2 separate regions of the Homo sapiens genome follow, and region 2 is linked to region 1. Evidence: chromatin loops called from intact Hi-C (ENCODE). Cell type or tissue: dorsolateral prefrontal cortex. All regions are shown on one strand. Links, peaks and the distances in the headings refer to the core of each region. The heading gives the core; the rest is flanking DNA.

Evidence for each region. A loop is a pair of places that touch in the nucleus more often than their neighbours do. Peaks named below come from ENCODE experiments on the same cell type or tissue, not always from the same donor. Only the 100,000 strongest peaks of a DNase experiment are listed, where the experiment ranks them.
Region 2: a loop joins it to region 1, with 2.9 times the contacts of the local background. A loop is called at or near these places in 17 of 110 quality-filtered maps.

Annotation. Positions count from the first base shown.
Region 1 is chr7:5,362,257-5,370,049 of GRCh38, forward strand. TNRC18 (trinucleotide repeat containing 18) reads right to left here. Exons shown (of 30, transcript NM_001080495.3): 12 at 394-569. Among named protein-coding and RNA genes, the nearest start is that of TNRC18-AS1, 53 kb to the right of the region's middle. In dorsolateral prefrontal cortex, for the core only: a CTCF peak has its summit at 3,962 (motif pointing right); DNase peaks (open chromatin) are centred at 3,925, 5,597 and 6,150; H3K27ac peaks cover 2,992 bases.
Region 2 is chr7:5,701,123-5,708,915 of GRCh38, forward strand. All of the region lies in intron 13 of RNF216 (ring finger protein 216), which reads right to left. Among named protein-coding and RNA genes, the nearest start is that of MIR6874, 6.9 kb to the right of the region's middle. RefSeq lists enhancers at 85-364, 828-2,027, 7,515-7,584. In dorsolateral prefrontal cortex, for the core only: CTCF peaks have their summits at 2,583, 3,533 (motif pointing left) and 3,733; DNase peaks (open chromatin) are centred at 2,259 and 3,539; H3K4me3 peaks cover 1,908 bases; H3K27ac peaks cover 4,562 bases.

The DNA.
Region 1 (7,793 bases), core at 1,770-6,769:
GAAGCACAGTGCTTGCGTGTGACACCTGCTCCATCAGTGAGGGCCACTGTGTCATTTATAAACGGAAGGCTCAGCAAGGGGATGCTGCAGCCCCAGGCCCCGTGGGCACCTAAGGCCAGAGCTACATGTGACCCTGGGCTACTCTGTTTCCAGTGGATCACACCGCGACCTGTGTGATGAGCCTGACATGCTAGCAGACAGGTAAACTGAGTCCCCGAGAAGGGCAACCACTTGACTGGGACCACACAGCACATCAGCACAAGGAGCTGAACGTAGCTCAGGCCTCTCTGGCGCCAAAGCCAGCCACGCCCCAGGCAGTAGGGCACCTCCACAGAGGGGCCTCCCACCCAGCCTCCCCCGCGGACCCCAGGGAGGAAGCAGCCAGCCGCTCACCCGCTCCTCCTTCTTGCGCATCCAGCTGTACTTCTTGTTGGGCTTCAGCTCCCGCGGGAGCCGCAGGTTCTTGAGTGGGTCCACCACGGGCCCATCCAGCACCTCCCTCAGCATGTGGCTGCCAGCTGCCAGCAGACTCTCCAGGGAGGGCCGCGCCACCAGGGCCCGCTCCGCACCTGTGGACAGGAGGTAGGTAACAGGGCGCTGCTGCCACCCCTTCCCCAACCCCAAACGGGGATGCCGAGGCCCAAAGCAAGCGCAGGCCCCAGGCCACACGTGCCCATCCCCCAAGGTGCTGAGTAGACAGAGGCCTTTGTGACATGCCGGAAGTCCTGAGCATCTCTAAACAAGAACGGGGAGAAGGCCAGGCATGGTGGCTCACGCCTGTAATCCCAGCACTTTGGGTGGCTGAGGCGGGCAGATCACCTTAGGTCGGGAGTTCAAGACCAGCCTAGCCAACATGGTGAAACAGTGAAACCCCACCTCTACTAAAAATAACAAAAACTAGCCGGGTGTAGTGGCACACGCCTGGAATCCCAGCTACTCGGGAGACTAAGGCGGGAGAACCACTTGAACCCGGGAGGCAGAGGTTGCAGTGAGCTGAGTTTGCACCACCGCATGCCAGCCTGAGCAACAGAGCAAGACTCCATCTCAAAAAAAATAAATAAATAGGCCAGGCGTGGTGGCTCACGCCTGTAATCCCAGCACTTTGGGAGGCCGAGGCGGGCAGATCATGAGGTCAGGAGATGGAGACCATCCTGGCTAACACGGTGAAATCCCATCTCTACTAAAAAATACAAAAAAATTAGCCGGGTGTGGTGGCGGGCGCCTGTAGCCCCAGCTACTCGGGAGGCTGAAGCAGGAGAATGGCGAGAACCTGGGAGGCGGAGCTTGCAGTAAGCCGAGATGGCGCCACTGCACTCCAGCCTGGGTGACAGAGGGAGACTCCATCTCAATCAATCAATCAATCAATCGAACAGGAGAGAAGGCAGCACGCCTGGCACAGGGTCCTGTGCTCTATTCACAGAGTACAGGCTAGGCACAGCATAAGCCTCCAGAGGGAGGGCCTCCAAAGACCGAAGGGTTCTTTCCAGCAGTACGGCTCTCCTTCCACTTATTTGTACGTGCATTTTTCCATAGTGAATATGCATAGCTCTTATAATCAGAAAAAAGCCCAGGATGAAAAACACAAACCAAGCAGAAAGGTGTAAAAAAAAAAGACAGCCCGCTTCCTTCCTCCTCCAACACACAGGTCCCTCCCTCGGGAGGCTACTGTGGGTGCAGTTTCCAGTAGACAGTTCCAGAAATGATTATGCATATTCAAATGCACACGACATCCACGGGCATCCTTTAAAATATAAAAATAAGCCGGGTGCAGTGGCTCACGCCTGTAATCCCAACACTTTGGGTTGCCAAGGCAGGTGGATAATTTGAGGTGAGCAGTTTTGAGACCAGTCTGGCCAACATGGTGAAACCCTGTCTCTACTAAAAATTCAAAAATTAGCTGGGCATGGTAACAAGCACCTGTAGTCCCAGCTATTCGGGGGTTGAGGCATAAGAACTGCTTAAACTCAGGAGGCAGAAGTTGCAGTGAGCTGAGATTGAGCCACTCCAACCTGGGCAACACAGCGAGACTCCAGCTCAAAAACAAAATTAAATAAAATATAAATGTAAACTGGGTGCCTGTAGTCCCAGCTACTCGGGAGGCTGAGGCAAGAAGATCACTTGAACCCAGGAAGTTGAGACTGCAGTAAGCCATGATCACACCACTGCACTCCAGCCTGGGCAACAGAGCGAGCCTGTCTCAAAGAAAACACACACACACACACACACACACACACACACACACACACACACACACACACGATCTCAGGCTGGGCACGGTGGCTCATGCCTGTAATCCCAGCACTTTGGGAGGCCGAGGCGGGTGGATGGCTTGAGGCCAGGAGTCTGAAACCAGCCTAGCCAACATGGTAAAACCCCCTCTCTACTAAAAATACAGAAATTAGCTGGGCATGGTGGTGACCACCTGTAATCCCAGCTACTTGGGAGGCTGAGGCACCAGAATCGCTTGAACCCAGGAGGCAGAGGTTGCGGGGAGGCATGATAGCCCCACTGTACCCCAGCCTGGGCAACAGAGGGAGGCTGTCTCAGGAAAAAAAAAAAAAAAAAAAAGATCTCAATCAGTACATACTGTATCACATTTTGCTTTTTTTCTGCTTAATGTCTTTTCTCATATTAGCACAAAGCAAACATCTACCTCCTCATTATGAGCTTGGACCTTATAAAAACTGCCATCTCTAAAGGTCAAAAACACTAGAATGCCAGCAATTTTAAATGGCCAAACGTGCAAAGGAGCCTACGCAGAATCATGTGGGGGGGCGGGGGCGGAAGGGCAGCCTAGAACACTCTTGAATTGATGAGTTTTGATTCATCTAAGTCATCTCCCATTGATGGCATTTAGATTGTTTCCTGTCTTTTCAAGATAGGGTCTCACTCTGTCCCCCACCCTGGCTGGAGTTCACCATCACACGTCACCACAGCCTCAAGCTGCCAGGCTCAAGCAATCACCCTGCCTCAGCCTCCTGAGTAGCTGGGACCACAGGCACATGCCGTCACACCCAGCTAGTTTTTGTATTTTTTTGTAGAGATGGGGTCTTGCTATGTTTCCCAGGCTGGTCTTGAACTCCTGGGCTCAAGTGATCCTCCCGCCTCAGCCTCCCAAAGTGCTGAGATTACAGGCGTGAGCCACCGTGTCCGGCCTCCTATCTTTTTGTAATAGGAGCACATGGGCACATAGCTGGGACACGTGTGACAGGAAGAGCCTCACCAGTGTGATGAATATGACCAGGTGTGTGCAGTTCTCTGATAAATACTCCCCCTACCCTCCAGGAAGGGTGCTCCAACCACAGAGATCTTGCTTTAGTCTCTACCAAATTTAAATGAGTTCTATTATAATTTTTCAATTGACATTTCATTTTTTTAATGCACATGGGGTCTCGCCATGTTGCCCGGGCGGGTCTTAAACTCCTGGGCACAAGCAGTCCTTCTGCCGCAGCCTCCCAAAGTACTGGGATTGCAGACGTGAGCCACCATGCCCGGCTGACATTTTCTTTGTGATCTAAAATACCAATTTTTGGCTGGGTGTGGTGGCTCACGTCTGTAATCCCAGCATTTTGGGAGGCCGAGGCGGGCGGATCACCTGAGGTCAGGAGTTCGAGACCAGCCTGACCAACATGGAGAAACCCTATCTCTACTAAAAATACAAAAAACTAGCCGGGCCTGGTGGCGCATGCCTATAATGCCAGCTACTCAGGAGGCTGAGGCAGGAGAGTCGCTTGAACCTGGGAGGCGGAGACTGCGGTGAGCCGAAAACCATATTCTCTATTGGCAGTGTGCAAAGTTCCAGAGACAGACATGACTAATGATGCTGCTGAGGGGGAGCTTCTCTTCCTTGGCACTATTCACATTTCACTATTCATTCGCATCTCTGCTGGGGGCTTGTCCTCTGCCTTCACTGTAGGGTGTCTTGCTGAGTCCCTGCCTTTACCCACTAGATGGCAGTAGTGCTCCCCCCAAGCTGTGACAACCAAAAATGTGGTTGCCAATGTCCCCTGGGGGGACAAAATCATCCCTAGTTGAGAATGCTTGTTTTGCTCTTCTTATATCTTTTTTTTTTTTTTTTTTTTTTTTTTGTGAGACAGAATCTCACTCTGTCGCCCAGGCTGGAGTGCAGTGACCAATCTTGGCTCATGCAACCTTCGCCTCCTGGATTCAAGCAATTCTGCCTCAGTCCCCTGAGTAGCTGGGACTACAGGTATGTGTCACCACACCCAGCTAATTTTTTTATTTTTAGTAGAGATGGGGTTTCCCCATGTTGGCCAGGCTGGTCTCAAATTCCTGACCTCAAGTGATCCGCCTGCCTTGGCCTCCCAAAGTGCTGGGATTCCAGGCGTGAGCCACCGCGGCTGGCCGCTCTTCTTATATCTTTAGGGAAACTGAGGCCACAAAGCCGCAAACCTGATCAGCTCCCAAAGGTTGATGTTAGATTGAAACCATCTCACCCACCCCATACCCCCGCCTCGAGGTCCTGCGAGACTTAAGAGTCTACAATGTCAGGTAAGGATGGAGGGCTGTTCTGTTCTCCAAGAGGGGACCAAGGTACAACTCTGTCACCTCCTTCACCCTCCCACAAACCTATTATCCCTAAGCTCTTAACTGATCAGGCAAGGGACGCCCAAGTGACCTCTAGGCCAGTGGTGATGGGTTCAGTCGTGTCCCCACTAATTTAATATGCGAGAATCCTAACCCCTAGTAACCTCATTAGGTGACCTCTGTGGGAGACAGGGCGTTTGCAGAGGTGGTCAAGTTCAAGTCATGACAGTGGGCCTTCATTCCGTAAGGCTGGTGTCCTAATAGGGTGGAGAATTCTGGGCTGGGTGCAGTGACTTACACTTGTAATCCCAGCACTTTGGGAGGCTGAGGCGGGCGGATCACTTGAGGCCAGGAGTTCAAGACCAGCATGGCCAACATGGGGAAACCCCGTCTCTACTAAAAATACAAAAATTAGCTGGATGTGGTAGCATGTGCCTGTAATCCCAGCTACTTGGGAAGCTGAGGCAGGAGAATCACCTGAACCCAGGAGGCAGAGCTTGCAGTGAGCGGAGATCACACCACTGCACTCCAGCCTGGGCAACAGAGGGAGATTCTGTCCCAGAAATAATTAAAAACAAAAACAAAACCAGTACCAGGTGGGAAGACCAAGGGAATGTTTTTTGTTTTTTGTTTTTTTTTTGAGATGGAGTTCCACTCTTGTTGCCCAGGCTGGAGGGCAGTGGTACCATCTCGGCTCACTGCAACCTCCGCCTCCCAGGTTCAAGTGATTTTCCTGCCTCAGCCTCCCGAGTAGCTGGGATTACAGGTGCCCGCCACCACGCCCAGCTAATTTTTGTATTTTTAGTAGAGATGGGGTTTCACCATGTTGGCCAGGCTGGTCTCGAACTCCTGACCTCAGATGATCTGCCCGCCTCGGCCTCCCAAAATGCTGGGATTACAGGCGTGTGCCACCGTGCCTGGCCAACCAAGGGAATTTTGATTTTCTTCTACCCAAAAAAAAAAAAAAGTTTCTATTGAACTATTTTCGTGAGAGAAAAGCAGCAATGAACTTTAGGACAAGTGCCTCCCAGTGGGGAGGGGGGCGTTGCTCACACAGGCCAATGGCAGCGTGGCTTCTCCAGGCTTCCTTGAGGGCCATCTGACCATGACAGTCACAAAGCCTTGAAAAATGTGGCCTTGTTTGGACCCAACAGTTCTACCTCTGGGCATACAATCCCAGGCAAATCAGAGATACGGACAAAGTTTTTTTTTCTTCAAGGATAACCATCATGTTATTTGCAACGGAGAAAAAAAAAAAACAACTTTGTTTTAAAGCAGACGAAAATGCCTGACCATCTAAGACTGGGTCATCAAGGGCCAGGGCCACCACCAGGCAGAAAGTTGGGCAGTCCCTAAAACAATGATTTTTTAAAAACCACAGCTTTAAGCCGGGTGCTCACGCTTGTAATCCCAGCAATTTGGGAGTCCAAGGTGGGAAAATCACTTGAGTTCAAGAGTTCGCGACCAGCCTGGCCAACATGGCGAAACCCCATCTCTACTTTTTGTAAAAAAAAAAAAAAAATTAAAAAACCCACAGCTTTGAAAAATGTTTAATAAAGAACATTTTAAGTAAAGTGTCCGGGCGCGGTGGCTCACGCCTGTAATCCCAGCACTTTGGGTGGCCAAGGCGGGTGGATCACTTGAGGTCAGGAGTACGAGACCAGCCTGGCCAACATGGTGAAACCCCATCTCCACTAAAAATACAAAAAGATAGCCAGGCATGGTGGTGCGTGCCTGTAATCCCAGGTACTCAGGAGGCTGAGGCAGGAAAAATCGCTTGAACCTGGGAGGCGGAAGTTGCAGTGAGCCGAGATGGCACCACTGCACTCCAGCCTGGGTGACAGAGTGAGACTCTGTCTCAAAAAAAAAAAAAAAAAAAAAAAATTTAAGTGAAAAGGGCAGGGCAGGTTACAGAACACTATTTACAAAAAGATCTTAATTTGAGAAGTAAATATGTGTATGTGTGTTCTAGAGGAAATATACTAAAACACTGGCAGGGATATCATCTCTTCAACGGGTGTTGCCCCGGCCCTTCCTCCAAACCAGTTCTAGGCCCAGTTTTCCATGCTGAACATCAGTCATTCTGTGTCTGGCCCAGCATTCAGTGCCCTTTCTGCTGAAGGCATCCCATTCTCTTTGAGAACTACCCTCCCCCTTCCCTACACCCCAGAGGCAACACATCCCAGATCAAAGGACAGGTAATGATCAGCGCAGCCCATGTCCCAGAACTCAGTTTGATGCCCGCAAAAAGCATGAACCGAGGCTGGGAGCGGTGGCTCACACCTGTAATCCCAGCACTTTGGGAGGCCAAGGCAGGCGGGTCACTTGAGGTCGGGAGTTCGAGACCAGCCTGGCCAACATGGCAAAACCCCATCTCTACTAAAAATACAACAATTAGCCAGGCATGGTGGCACATGCCTGTAATCCCAGCTACCTGGGAGGCTGAAGTAGGAGAATCACTTGAACCCGGGAGGGCGGAGGCTGCAGTGAGCCGAGATGACACCACTGCACACCAGCCTGGGTGATAGAGGGAGACTATGGCTCAAAAAAAGAAAAACAACAACAACAAAGCATGAACCGCAGTCAGCCCTTGAGAATGAATCTCAGTGTTTTTGCCAAAGCTAGCAAGAAAGAGGTGGCCTCTTTCGGAAGGCTGCTGAGCAGGCCCAGGGACCTGGGAGGAACTGACAGACCACCCCCCACCCCAGTGAGGACAGTAAGTCGGCCTTGAATGAGGCCAACAGAGAGAAAAGTCGAACAGCAAGAGGGAAGGAGGGAAGGAGGGAAGGAGACGGGGACACAGAGAGAGAGAGACTAGGGAAGGGCCTGTGTAGGAAAAGAAAGACTTGGTTTCTTGGCTTGAACACCTAGATCCAGCCATACCTGAAATTACCTAATTACTGCCGGACTTCAGTTCCAAGAGCCAATTAATTCTCTCCTGCCTAAACCAATTTAAATGAGAGTTTCTGTTCCTTGCAACCCAAGAAATCCTGCTAAAACACACCATCAATAGAATGAGAAATTTCACCACCAGGAAACCTACAGACTGGCTGCACAGTGCAAACACACTTAACATGCCACTCACTCAACAGGACGCTTAAAAATGCTCGAGATGGAACATTTTGTTATGTGTATCTTAACCACAATTTTTTAAAAAATTAATATGAATAAACCATATTCCGGGTTTTTCATAATTTAAAAATCTTATAAAAAAATGTTTAAGAGGCCGGGCACAGCGAGCGACT
Region 2 (7,793 bases), core at 1,408-6,407, 340 kb after region 1:
AGCACGTGGCTCTCCCCAGGTTGCACAGGGCCCTTCTCTGAACTTGAATAACGTGGACTAAAGGAGAGCTGTCATTTCTTATAGAATGTATCAGTTAGCAAAAAAATCAGGTTGAAAAATCTACCCCTTTACATGGCAGAACACTGGGGAGCTGGTAGAAATGAGTTGAGTGGTGAGTGATGAGTCATCTTCTGTTCCCTGATGGGATTTTCCACCTGCCCACTTTAGGGGAACTCCATGCTCTTGTGGCAGCAGGTTCACAAAACTGGAGGCAGTTCCCCCTTTCTAGGATCTCCGTTCATCTCCTGAGGCCGCACATCTGCACACACCATCCTCACTGGGCAGCTATTACTTCGTGACACAAAGTGCCAGGCACTGCACTTGACACTTTACCCACGCTGTTTCCATTGGTTTTGCACAAAAGCTCTACGAGGTAGGTGCAACCGTTCTTATTGTACACGGAAAGGAAATGTGGCTTAGGGAGATCAAGTATTCACCCTATGTCACAAAGCTAGTGAGTGGAGGAGCTAGAATTAAAGCATAAGTGGGTTTAATATCAAAATCCCTTGTCTTAACCACTGAGCTATACCGTTTCCCTCACTGTGATGCAGCAACAGCCACGCATTTCACTGCCATTCATGGCCTCACAGCACCCAGTGCTGTGCAGAGCTGCACATCAATCAACACTTCTCACGTAAGGGCTTCAAAAGAACTGTTGAAACAGACAACTTACTATGAAAGCCCAGCAAAAGACGTGTCCCAAACAATGCCTCTTCATGTGAATGGAACAGGAGGTTCGTGACTGGTCTCCTGAGAAGGTGGAAACACTAACCCAGGAAGGCAGCTCAGGACCAGAAGGGAGCACCAGGATGTTGTCTGGGACAAGGAAGAGCCAGGCCCATTTCCTAGGGATCAGGGAGGTCGGCGACATCTGAGGCCCCAGGTCGCTGCCGGGTTCTCGGAGCCCACGCTGACTCTAGACTTCCTTGGCTCTGAAATGCAGGTGGGTGTGGGCTCTGCCACCTGCCGGGGGGTCAGCAGTTGCCTCTGCGAGTTTCGAGGGGAGAAACCTGAGGGGCTGCAGCAGCCCTGCAGAGGGAGTGGGAGTGGCAGCATAGTCCATGTTCACTCACAGCTCCCAGCCTCCTCCAAGGCGGGCCAAGGGGAGAGGCAGGTGCTTCTACCATTAGCATCTGACATGAGGGATAAAGTAGCTGAAATACAGGGGTAAAAAACTATTTCCACAGGGCCAAGCAGAAACAAAAATAAAATTTTTATTCATATTGGCGTTTTGTTATAATGCGTATGTATTTTTACCTTTCCCTATTTCGGGTTGTCAGCTCTCTCCCTTCTGAATAATCACTGAAACAGCAAGCATGGTATTTGACTCTTAATGGGAAGGCAGGGTGGGAAGGGAGGCAAGCAACATTTGCCTTTTATTATTTTTCTTCTTCTTTAAAAGAATCTAACAAACACATCTACTCTATGCTGTATTTACTGTGCTTCAATAGCAGGTAAGGGAAGAGGATGTGCTTGCGTGTGTAATTAACCAAAACCTTCCCAGGATCAAGAAGTCTGTGATGAATAGATTCACTATGCTTTTAAATTTTAAAAAGTGAAATTTTAAAAAGTGAAAACTGACAGAAGTACTCAGACACAAGTAGAGTTAAAAATCCTGAAGCCTCCTTGCTATGACGCCAGCCCTGCTCAGTACGTGACGGAAGGGAGGCTCACAGGGATGGTGTCTGCGACCCACTCAGCTCTGCCATTTACCATCACCTGACTTTAAGCCAGTGTCTATTTTGTAGGGCTGCTGTGGGGACCAATATGAGCTGAGAGCTCTGCCAGGCACCCTACATGATATACCTGTAAGGGAGCGTCCTTCTGCGGCCTGAACCTGAAGCTCTTCAGAGGGACCCATGCTGGGCTCTGAAGAAAGTGACTCACCTTGGAGGAGCAAGGGCAGGTCACATTCCATGATGAGAAATTCTCACACCACCCTCCTTCATATTTGACTCACATCATGCAGCATGGACTTCCACTCCAGTAAATGAGTCCTCATTTGTGGGCTTAAAAATCTTTTTGTTACCCAGCTATTTGGTTCTTGTCAACGCTACTTCCTGAATAAAGGTCTTCCCTGATAGTAGGAACAAGTGGCCCAAGCTTCATTCATCTCTAGATAAATGTGAAGGCCGTGCTCAGCACAGGAGTCAGCTGACTGGCTGGGCCCCAAATTAGAGTGCTGTTAATAAGTGCCAACCACCCGCCATCACAGCTGGAGCTGCCCTGGCATTGATAGCTGGTCCACACTCATTTACATTCTCTTCACGCAGCCATGCAGCTACTGTAGGAGGCTGCAGATGCCTGTTTTTTAACCAACAAACTGGTTCACTGCAGATGTGAATTTTGGTTGTACTTCACGGCTGTAAAGTTAAAAACAGCAAATGCTACAAAGAATAGGATGGGAACCTAGAAAGGGCAGAAAAACAAGCAGGGAAGAAAGCTGGCAGGTGAGAAAAGATAAATAAATACAAGTGACATTGGGAAAAGATGGGTGGTTACACAACCACACACACATTTGCAGTTTCCACGAAAAGACTACACCAGATGTTCTTCAGTTACTCTGATTAAACTCTCACCACCTGATGGTCTCTCGTCGTTAGCGCTTGCTTCATGAGTGTGCCTAAACCTCCACCTTGTGGCCCTAAGTTTCTGGAAAACTTGACTTACACAGCTCTGAGTTTATAAAGCAAAGTTATGGCTGTGGCAAGGCAGAAAAGACTCAACAGTGAAACTTCTGACCCTAAGAATACATATTCCAGAAGCATCACCTTCAAATCTCCTTTTATGTAACACTCTTCAGTCTCACACCAAACACACCCAATTCATTCCTAAAAGCAGCACACTGAAAACAAACTAATGAATTCTTTATCTGAGAACACACAAGGGAGCTGAGAGCCTTGACAAAAGCATTCCATCATATCAATGAAACAAAGACTCTCTCCATTTCATCAAAGATACAGTGTCTTATTCTTCAGGGATTCCAGAGGACTGATTCCAGCCATTCAAGTCCTCCTCCAGAGGCCGTCTTATATTAATACGTTTATATTAATGCCGTATTAATATAAACGCCTCATTTCAGAGCGACAAGTTCCTGAAAAGCCAACTGGAATTTATATTACTGGCAAAGACACTGCAATGAGAAAGCAGGTGCCCTTAGTCTCACACGGGTCAAAATTAGCTTGTGGCTCATGTCTTAAATATCAGGAATCCTCAAGGATTAGCGACTGCTTTAGCCATCTTGCTACAAAGAATGGCATAAGGAGAATTTGCACAACTGAGAAAGGTAAAAGCGTATGCGCTAATAACATGGACTTCTTAGATAAAGTCTAAATGCACGTAGCGATTTGCTTTGGTACTGAGCCCAAAAGAACTGTGTCAATTCTGCTTACAAAACAGTGTTTTGCTGACACATACTTTTCAAACACCCAAGAGGAAGAAAACCCTTTCCTCATGGAGCATCTGTGCCACCTAGTGGCAACTCGTTCCACAGCCCACAAATAAGGACAGAAGATTAGGCATAAACTCTCCTTTCTCATCCAAAGGACAAGGTGGGGACTTCTCTCATTCCTCTGGTGGTCACTGAGCCAGCTCCACCAGGCCGTCACTGCCTCAGGTCCCCATATAACATTTTTCACTTTATTTTCCATGATGGGCCAAACACCTACAATCCTTACCCTAACATTAGAAACTAAAATGTGAATGCTGTTATCCATAGGTGAAAGTCAAGTTCTGAAACATACTGTAATCCATCATGTAATCATAACACACATTCTCTCCACTGCAAAACGTTGCTGAGGGGCATAAAAAGATGTGAATAAATGAAAAAACATACTTTAAACTTAGCATGGCCCAGCATTTCTAAGCTAATAATAATCTCCCTGATGGGCACCTTACCCCTCTCCTCCTCTTTCCTCCTTTTGCTGCTCATTTCAGACTCCAAAATCTTTTTCCAGCCTAGATCTCTCCCTGTGTTACTGACCCGGATCACTGATCTAGGGTCACTGATTTATGGAGCACCTACTATGTGCCAGGCATTGTAAAAACACGTACACACTGGATGTCTCCCCTAAAAACTCAACATGTCCAAAACAAAAGTAATCTCTCCTGAATCTTTTGGATTCCATTTCCAGTTTTGTAAACAGCATCATCAACTACATAGTGGTCCAAACCAGACACGCCTGTGAGACCTCTGGCTTTCTCCCCACCTTCACATGCAACATATCACCTTCTAATCCTCTACCTCTCAAATCTGCTCCTGTTCTCCAACTCCAAGGGCAGTTATGGTCCTTATGATCCTTATCAGTCAGGATGTGCTAGGTTATGCTGCTGGAACAAACTCAAACCTCAGTAGTTCAAAACAGACTTTGTTCTCACTCATGCTGCACATCCCTCTTGGCAGAGGGAAAAAATGAACCATATGCCCTTTAAAAAAAACTGCGGTAGGCTGGGCACGGTGGCTCACCCTGTAATCCCAGCACTTTGGGAGGCCAAGGCAGGCAGATCACCTGAGGTCAGGAGTTCGAGACCAGACGGACCAACATGGAGAAACCCCGCCTCTACAAAAATACAACATTAGCCGGGCGTGGTGGCACATGCAGGTAATCACAGCTACTCGGGAGGCTGGGGCAGGAGAATTGCTTGAACCTGGGAGGCGGAGGTTATGGTGAGCCAAGATCATACCATTGCACTCCAGCCTGGGCAAGAAGAGCGAAACTCCATCTCAACAAAAACTAAAACAAAACAAAACAAAACAAAACAAAACAAAACAAAACAAAACAAAACACCACTCTGGGAGGCCGAAGCAGGTGGAGGATTACGAGGTCAGGAGATCAAGATCATCCTGGCTAACATGGTGAAACCCCGTCTCTACTAAAAATGCAAAAAATTAGCCGGGCATGGTGGCATGTGCCTGTAGTCCCAGCTATTCAGGAGGCTGAGGCAGGAGAATCGCTTGCACCCGGAAGGTGGAGGTTGCAGTGAGCTGAGATTGCACCACTGCACTCCAGCCTGAGCAACACAGCGACACTCCATCTCAAAAAAAAAAAAAAAAAAAATTGTGGTGAAAACACACAATACAAAAACTACCCAATTAACACATTTTTAAGTGTACAGGGTCTGTTAGCAAAATGTTGTACAGCTGATCTCTAAACAACTTAATCTGGCATGACTGAAACTTCCCACTGCACAGTGACTCCCCACTTTGCCTTCTCCCAGCCTCTGGCACCCAGGGTTCTACTTTGTGTTTCTATGAGTCTGACTACTTTAGATCCTGCATTTAAGTGGAATCGTGCAGTATCTGTCCTTCTATGACTGGCTAATTGCACTGAACACAATGTCCCTCAAGGTGGTTTATCTGTGTTGTTAGTATGTGCCAGGAGTTCCTTCTTTTCAAAGGCTGCATAATATACCAAATTTTAACCATTCATCTGTTGACGAACATGTCAGTAAGTGGTTTCCATCTTGTGGCTACTGTGAATAATGCTGCAATGAACACAGGAACATGCTGAGATCCTTTCCCAAAGGATTTCAATTCCTTTCCACCGGCTGCCTTTTCACTCTGTTGATGGTTTCCTTTGCTGAAAGCATCTTAGTAGTCACTTGCCTGTTTTTTGCTTTTGTCACCTTGTTTTTGGTATTATACCCAGGAAATCATTGCCAAGACTGATGTCATGAAGCTTTCCACCTACGTTTTCTTCTAGTTTTTATAGTTTCAGGTCTTACACTTAAGTCTTTAATCCATTTAAAGAGTTGATTTTTGTGTTATGATATGAGATATGGTATCAGCGTCTAAGTTCATTCTTTTGCATGTGGATATTCAGTTTACAGAGCACCATTAATCAGAGACTACCTTTTCCCCCGGTGGGTGTTCTTTGCACCCTTGTTGAAGATCAGCTGATCATAAATGTGTGGATTTATTTCTGAGCACTGTATTATGTTCCATTGGTCTACATGTCTGCCTGTTTAAATTACTGTAGCTTTGTAATAAGTTTTGAAGTCAGGAAGTGTGAGGCTTCCAGCTTTGTTCTTCTTTCTTAAGACTGTCTAGGATATTTGGGATCCTTTGTGGTTCCATATGCATTTTAGGGATGTCTTTCCATTTATTTATGTCTTCTTTAATTATTTCAGCAGTTTTTTATAGTTTTCAGTGTATAAGTCTTTACCCACTCCTTGGTTAAGTTGTTCCTAAGTATTCCAACTTTTTTGATGTATTATAAATTAGATTTTCTTAATTTCTCTTTTTGGAGTGTTTGTTAGTGTACAGGAACGCAACTGATTTTTATGTGCTAATTTTGTATCCTGCACCTTTACTGAATATATTAATTCTAACAAGTTTTTTTGTGGAAATTGCAGATTTTTCTATGTATAAGATCATGTTATCTGTGAACTTGCACGGATATAGATGCTTTTGCTTTTTCCTGCCAAATAGCTCTAGCTAGGGCTTCCAGTGTTATATAGCATGGAAGTGGTGACAGTGATATCCTTGCCTTGTTCCTGATCTTAGTAAAAAAAAGCTTTTCAGTGTGTGTGTGTGGTTTTTTTTTTTTTTTTTTTTTTTGTGACAGAGTCTCACTCTGTCGCCCAGGCTGGAGTACAGCGGCACAATCTCTGCTCACCGCAACCTCCACCTCCCTGGTTCAAGCGATTCTCTCCTGCCTCAGCCTCCCAAGTAGCTGCGATTACAGGCGCACGCAACCACACCCAGCTAAATTTTTGTATTTTTAGTAGAGACAGAGTTTTGCCATGTTGGCCAGGCTGGTCTCGAACTCCAGAATTCAGGTGATCCACTTGCCTCGGCCTCCCACAGTGCCAGGATGACAGGTGGGAGCCACCATGCCCGGACAGTGTGTTTAGTTCTCATACTTTGTGAATTTTCTTGCTGTTTGTGATTTCTAAGTGTATCGCCTTGTGGCTGGAAAAGATACTTGGTATGATTTTGATCTTAAATTTGTTAAGACCTGTATTATGATCTAATATTCTCCATCCTGGAAAATGTTCCATGCGCAACAGAGGAGAAAAAGTGTTTTCTGTGCCTGTTGGCTAGAATATTTTGTATGTGTCTGTTAGGTCTATAGTGTTGTTCAAGTCAGCTGTTTCCTTACTAATCTTCTGCCTGGTGGTGCTAACAATGATTGAAAGTGAGGTATTGCAATCTCCTACTATTTTTGTGTTATTTTTCCCTTCGGCTGTCAATATTTGCTTCACATATTTGGGTGCACTGATGTCGGGTGCATATACAGATGGTCTCCAACTTACAATGGTTTTACACTTTTTGACTTTACTGTGGTGTGAAAGTGATACACATTCAGTAGAAACTGTAATTCAAGTACCCATACAATCATTCTCTTTTTCACTTTCAGTACAGTACTCAATAAATTACATGAGATACTCATACTTTATTCTAAAATAGGCTTCCTGCAAGAAGATTTTGCTAAATCGTAGGCTAATATAAGTGCTCAGGCTTTTGTTTTCCTTTTTTCAGGAGCTTGCAAGCTCTTGCTTCTTCTGGTGCCTGTCTGAGGTATCACAGGCCCTCTGGAGCTGCTGTAAGCTGCCCAGCTCTTTTTTGGCCTCAGCAGCTCCAAGGCATCTAGAGTAGGTTGGGTTCTGCCAGCAGTGAGTTGGGTGAGACAGAAGCCAGTCCCTCAGGCAGCCCCTTGAGAAGCCCAAATGCTGAACACATGCTCTACTCTTCCCCTGGACCCAAAAAGCAGCCTTCGAGGTGCACTGGA